Regions from separate parts of the Homo sapiens genome. Here region 1 is linked to region 2. A link is an interaction called in ENCODE POLR2A ChIA-PET data of the cell type or tissue named here. Cell type or tissue: Panc1. All regions are shown on one strand. Links, peaks and the distances in the headings refer to the core of each region. The heading gives the core; the rest is flanking DNA. Region 1 has its middle 4.9 kb from the start of BRSK2. Region 2 overlaps TOLLIP (toll interacting protein).

Evidence for each region. ChIA-PET counts read pairs that join two places held together with the same protein. Peaks named below come from ENCODE experiments on the same cell type or tissue, not always from the same donor. Only the 100,000 strongest peaks of a DNase experiment are listed, where the experiment ranks them.
Region 1: POLR2A ChIA-PET joins it to region 2 with 11 read pairs; 9 of 35 experiments call an interaction of 5 or more read pairs at or near these places.

What each region holds. Positions count from the first base shown.
Region 1 is chr11:1,383,605-1,386,507 of GRCh38, reverse strand. No RefSeq gene overlaps it. Among named protein-coding and RNA genes, the nearest start is that of BRSK2, 4.9 kb to the left of the region's middle. RefSeq lists a silencer at 2,192-2,365. In Panc1, for the core only: no CTCF peak of the experiment used is centred there; no DNase peak of the experiment used is centred there; H3K4me3 peaks cover 27 bases; H3K27ac peaks cover 701 bases.
Region 2 is chr11:1,277,322-1,280,224 of GRCh38, reverse strand. The region is part of intron 5 of TOLLIP (toll interacting protein); the gene reads left to right. Among named protein-coding and RNA genes, the nearest start is that of MIR6744, 22 kb to the right of the region's middle. In Panc1, for the core only: no CTCF peak of the experiment used is centred there; no DNase peak of the experiment used is centred there.

The sequences.
Region 1 (2,903 bases), core at 116-2,615, 110 kb before region 2:
ATCCACCCGCCTCGGCCTCCCAAAGTGCTGGGATTACAGGCGTGAGCCACCGTGCCCAGCCAAAAAGGAAATTTTAGGTGATCTTTATTAGAAGATAACATTAATGGCCGGGCACGGTGGCTCACGTCTGTAATCCCAGCACTTTGGGAGGCTGAGGCGGGCAGATCACCTGAGGTCAGGAGTTCGAGACCAGCCTGGCCAACCTGGTGAAACCCTGTCTCTACTAAAAATACAAAAATTAGCTGGGTTTGGTGATGGGCACCTGTAATCCCAGCTACTCAGGAGGCTCAGGCAGGAGAATCGCTTGAACCCACGAGGCAGAGTTTGCAGTGAGCCGAGATCATGCCATTGCACTCCAGCCTGGGCAACAAGAGCAAAACTCCATGTCAGAAAGTAAAACAAGAAGATAACATTATTGTCTGCAGAAAATTCTAAGCTACAAACTGGTACTAAAACGAATAAGTAAGTTTACCAAAGCCACAGGGTACAAAGCCAAAAAAAGGTCAATTCTATTTGTGTGCTAACCATCAATTAGAAGTTGAAATTATGAAAACAGTACCACTTACAAAGAGAATTTAAAAACCACGAAATACTAGGGGTAAATTTATCAGAATTTGCATGAGATCTGTACACAAAAAACGATTATACATCTCTCAGTATATTAAGTGAGACTTAACAAGGCCCAAGTAATCGATTTAATTTTAATTTGATTTTTTAAATTTTCTCTTTTTTTTTTTTTTTTTTTTTAGAAATTGACAAGCTGCCAGGTGCAGTGGCTCATGCTTGTACTGCCAGCACTTTGGAAGGCCAAGGTGGGAGGATAGCTTGAGCCCAGGAATTTGAGACCAGCCTGGGCAGCATAGCAAGACTCCATCTGATATAGTTTGGGTATTTGTCCCCGCCCAGACATATGTTGAAATGGAATCTTCAGTGTTGGAGATGGGGCCTGCTGGGAGATGTTTTGGTCATGGGGTGGATTCCTCGGGGCTTGGTGCTGTCCTTGCAATGGTGAGTATTCGTGAGATCTGGTTAAGTGGGAGCCTCCCCTCCCACTCTCTCTTGCTCCCACTTCTGCCGTGTGAGACCCCTGCTCCCCCTTTGCCTTCCACCGTTATTGGAAGCTTCCGGATGCCATGCTTCCTTTACAGCCTGCAGAACCATAAGCCAATTAAACCTCTTTTTAAAATAAACTACCAGTCTCAGGTATTTATAGCAACACAAGAACAGCCTAACACATTATCTCTATGAAAAATAAAAATAAAATAGCCAGGCATGGCTACACACCAGGACTCCACACTTGTAGTCCCAGCTCCCTGGGAGGCTGAGGTGGGAGAATTGCTTGAACTGGAGAGATGGAGGCTTCAGTGAGCCACCATAGAGCCACTACGCTCCAGCCTGGGCAACAGAGTGAGACCCTGCCTCAAAAAAATGATGACGGAAATTTAGACGACACAAAGCACCTCGAACTCTCAGACGTTGCAGATGGGAGTGCAAAATGATGCTTTGGGAACCAGTCTGTCAGTTTCTTATAAAATTAGACACACCGTTACCATACGATCCAACAATCCCTCTTACAGCTATTTTCCCAAGAAAAAGAAAACTTACGGCCACACACAACTTGCATGCAAATGTTCATAGCCACTTTATTAGTAACAGCCAAGAAGTGGAAAGAACCCCGTTGTCCTTGGGTGATGACTGGACAGACAGGCTGTGGTGCACCCACACGGGGAACGCGACTCAGCCGTGACCACAGCGGGCCAGGAAGCGTGGCTGAGATGTGGGCAAATCTCAAACACATTAGGCCAAGTGAAAGAATCTGGCCTCAGAAAGCCATGTGCTGTATGATTCTATTTCTATGATATTATGGAAAAGGCAAAACTGTAGCTACAGAAGGCAGAGGGGTGGCTGTGGGTCCAGGGCGATAGGAATTCTTGCACATCCTGACGGCTGGCTTGTTTGCTAAACTCATCGAATCATATACGTACAATCTTACTTCAGTAAAGCTGCGCAGAGGCTCTTCTGAGCTCCACCCAGAAGAGCCTGTGGGCCACGCGGGGAGACACACCTGGGTGCACCGGGTGCCCTGCCGGCCACAAGGTCCATGGCAACCCAAGGGGAAGCCCCGCCTTTGGGTGGGTGGGTGGGTGGGTGGCAGGGGGAGGGCTTCCTGCAGGAGGCGGCTCCAGCTGCCTGAGGATGTAAGTGCAGGCCAGTGGACAAGTGGGTCATTGAGGCTGGGGGCAGTGGCTCATGCCTGTAATCCCAGCACTGTGGGAGGCCAAGGCAGGCAGATCACCTGAGGTCAGGAGTTCAAGACCAGCCTGGCCAACATGGTGAAACCCCGACTTTATTAAAAATACAAAAATTGGCCTGGCACGGCGGCTCATGCCTGTAATCCCAGCACTTTGGGAGGCTGAGGTGGGCGAATCACGAGGTCAGGAGATCAAGACCTGGCCGGGTTTCACCTGGCTAACACGGTGAAACCCCGTCTCTACTAAAAAAACAAAATACAAAAAAAAAAAAAAAAATTAGCCAGGCGTGGTGGAGGGCACCTGTAGTCCCAGCTACTCGGGAGGAGAATGGCATGAACCCAGGAGGTGGAGTTTACAGTGAGCTGAGATAGCGCCACTGCACTCCAGCCTGGGCGACAGAGGGAGGCCCCGTCTCAAAAAAAAAAAAAAAAATTAGCCGGGCGCGGTGGCACGCACCTGCAGTCCCAGCTACGAGGGAGGCTGGGGCAGGAGAATCGCTTGAACCCGGGAGGTGGAGGTTGCAGTGAACCTAGGTCACACCACTGCACCCCAGCCTGGGAGACAGAACAAGAGGCCATCTCAAAAACAAAACAAAAAAGTGGGTCATTGATCACGCAGCCCTTCCTGGAGGACCCCAAGGGAGAGGAGGAT
Region 2 (2,903 bases), core at 140-2,639:
CTCGCACGTGGAATTCCAGCGAATAGGGAGTTTGCAGCTGAGCAGCACATGCCATTTAAAATACGAAATGGTTCCATTCAAAATGAGAATTGGATGCTTAAAAGTTTCCGAGACAAACTATCACATGGAACTCTCTGCTGTTGTGTTTATTAACCCGCTAACTTGGTCGCTTTGAAACAAAGAATCACGTAGGTTTTCTTCTTTGTGATAACGCTCTGTGGAGTGAGAAGCAGCAACAAGCCTTGGGAGTTCCGGAACAGTCTCTGAGCTGGACGGTCGTCCCCACCTGCTCTTTGGATGTCTTTCCACTGTGGTGCGAGACGTCTGGAGCCCAGGGCCACATGCCTTCAGCCTGAGCAGGGCTGATGCTCCCCTGCCCACCGGCGGCCGGGACTTACCATGCTGCGTGGTCTGAGATCAGGGCCTTCTCGGAGCAATTTTTCCTGAATGGAAAAGGGACAAGTTTTGGTTTTCCTGGGTATCCTTGTGTTTGTCAGTAGAGAATTTGATTTTGCCAAGATATGACAGCAGATTCACACGGCGTGAAGAACGTGAGGTGGGGCCTGTCCTGTGCTGCACATCCGTCCGCGTGCGTGCAGGTGGCTGGTGGGGCTGAGCGCGGCAGATGGCAGGGACACAGCAAAGCCGCCCATCACTCCTCCCAGGGCCGCTACAGGTGGGCTCTGGGCTGCCCCGGGCTCCCATGGCGTCCTCTCTGCCCACATTTTGGGGACTTTGCTCTCCGCCAGGCCCCAGAGCTCCTGGTCTGTCCTCCTGAAGTCCCCAGGCAGCCTTGACACATACGCTCACCGTTCCCGGAGGGCTTGATGGACACATCCGTGCTTGGTAACCAGGATGGGCCGGCTCAGGCCAGGCACATGGCCTCTGCCCTGCAGGAAGGAGGGGAGTGAGCCAGGCCACTGCCCCTCAGCCCACACCGTGGAAGCACCCACCTCTTCCCCCGGGGGTGCCTGCTCCCCAAGTGAGTGTGTTGGGGCCGTGCTGTTGGGATTCACTTGAGGGCCAGTCGGCGCCACATCCCCTCATTGTCAGCAGAGCAGGTTTCTCGGGACACCCCAGGCCGTGACGTCGCAGCGTCACAGCCACCGTCATCGATTTTGCAGCAGTTCCCCTCCTCCTGTCCCTTCCCCATCAGACTGGTAAAGGCTGGAGAGAGTGGGAGCACGGTGCCTCCGTTCCTCATGTTGCCACGCTGTGGGGAGACGTGTGGGCAGGGACAGGCGATGGCCGAGCCCCATTCCTCTTGTTGCCATGCTGTGGGGAGCTGTATGGGCAGGGACAGGTGATGGCCAAGTTCCTGCCCGCCTGCCAGCCGGGGCGCCCAAAAAGCCACGGGGATCCCAGGGGTCCCTCCAGGACAGACAGCGCCCAAGCCTTTGTCTTGTTTGAGGAAGAAGAAAGGGTGGTGAGGGTGGCCACGTCCCCACCTGGCCATGGTTCGGTTCGTTTTCCGTCATTGCCGAAAGGCTGATGAGCATGGGGATGATGCTTCCCCAGTGAGGTGAGGTGTCCAGTGGCCAGGACAAGAGGCAGGTGTGGGTGTGGAGGAAAGGTGGGCCTGGCCCTGAGAGAGCCGAGAAGCAGAGGAGGCAGGGGTGGGTGTGGAGGAAGAGTCGGCCTGGCCTAGAAGGAGCCGGGAAGCGGTGGCCTTCCTTGCTGAGGAGTCCTGGCCTTTGCAGCAGGTGCAGGAGGCTTGGTGGCAAGCCCTGTCTGCTCCGTTTACACCCCTGCAGGTCTTGTTGCTGGTGTTGGTTCAGGCCAGGATTGAAGTGGCTTCTGCTGCCTTTAGGATCCTCCAAGTGTAGAAAGGAACAAAAGTCCTATCCTAAGATTGGGGCTCTAGCGCTCCAGTGATCCTAGCTGGGAGATGGTTCGTGCTTTTAAAGGTGAATGAACGGGTGAGCAGTGAACCCTTGCACTGCTGCAGCTGCTGCTGCAGGAGGAGCTCTGTGCCTCGCTGGTCGCCGAGCCCCGCGCACGCTGCCTGTGCTCTGTGCCTCACTGGTCGCTGAGCCCCGCGCACGCTGCCTGTGCTCAGGGCTGCTCGTGGTTTTAGGGAGCGGCCACCAGGCTGGGAGGCGAGTCTTAAGTCCGGCCACACGGTGCCTTCAGGGGTGTGTGTGCTGCAGTGGCTGAACCGCCGTGCGTCTCCTGCTCGATAGATTGCATCTCAGTGTGTCCTCCCGCATCAGACATGGGGCGAGGGGCCTGCGTAGCTGTGGGGTGGAGATGCCAGGAACCCTGGACGGTGGCCCCAGTGCACTGAGGGTCCACTGTACACCGCACCTGCTGCCCCACTTGTTTGAGTTTTGTGAGCATTTTCTTGGTGTAGTTTGTATGTGTGTGTGGGGTTGTCATTCTGGGCATCGGCTGCAGCTTTGCTGAGGTCTTCAGTGCCTGTGGTGATTGTTCCCCACCGGCACACAGTTTAGTGACACACTTGCCAAGCTGCAAAAGCATCTTCTAGAATGCCTGATAAAGGAAGAGGCTCAGACCGTGCAGTGTTTGGATCAGCGGGCGTGACATTCCGTGTAGTCCGTCCCCAGATGCAGAGGACTCTGTGAGCCCACTGGTCAGTGAAGACGAGCGTGTGCAGTGCAAATTCACGAGTTCTGAAGGGATCAAAACACCACCCCCAGCCTGCTAGTTATAAAACAGACTCGGGTGAGATTTGAAAGATCAAACTTTGATTTTTATATGGAAGGAAGATGAGTTAGTGAAGGAGGCGTCACAGAGGGCCCTGCCCACCTTCCCCGTGGCTGTGCCTGGGGTTGCTGTTTGGGGGTTTGCCTTTCCAGGGTGTCTTGCGGGACTGGTGTTTGCTGAGACCCGAGGTGGCCCCTTCCTCAGGGAGGCCGGTGGGATGCGTTGTTTTCTTCCTT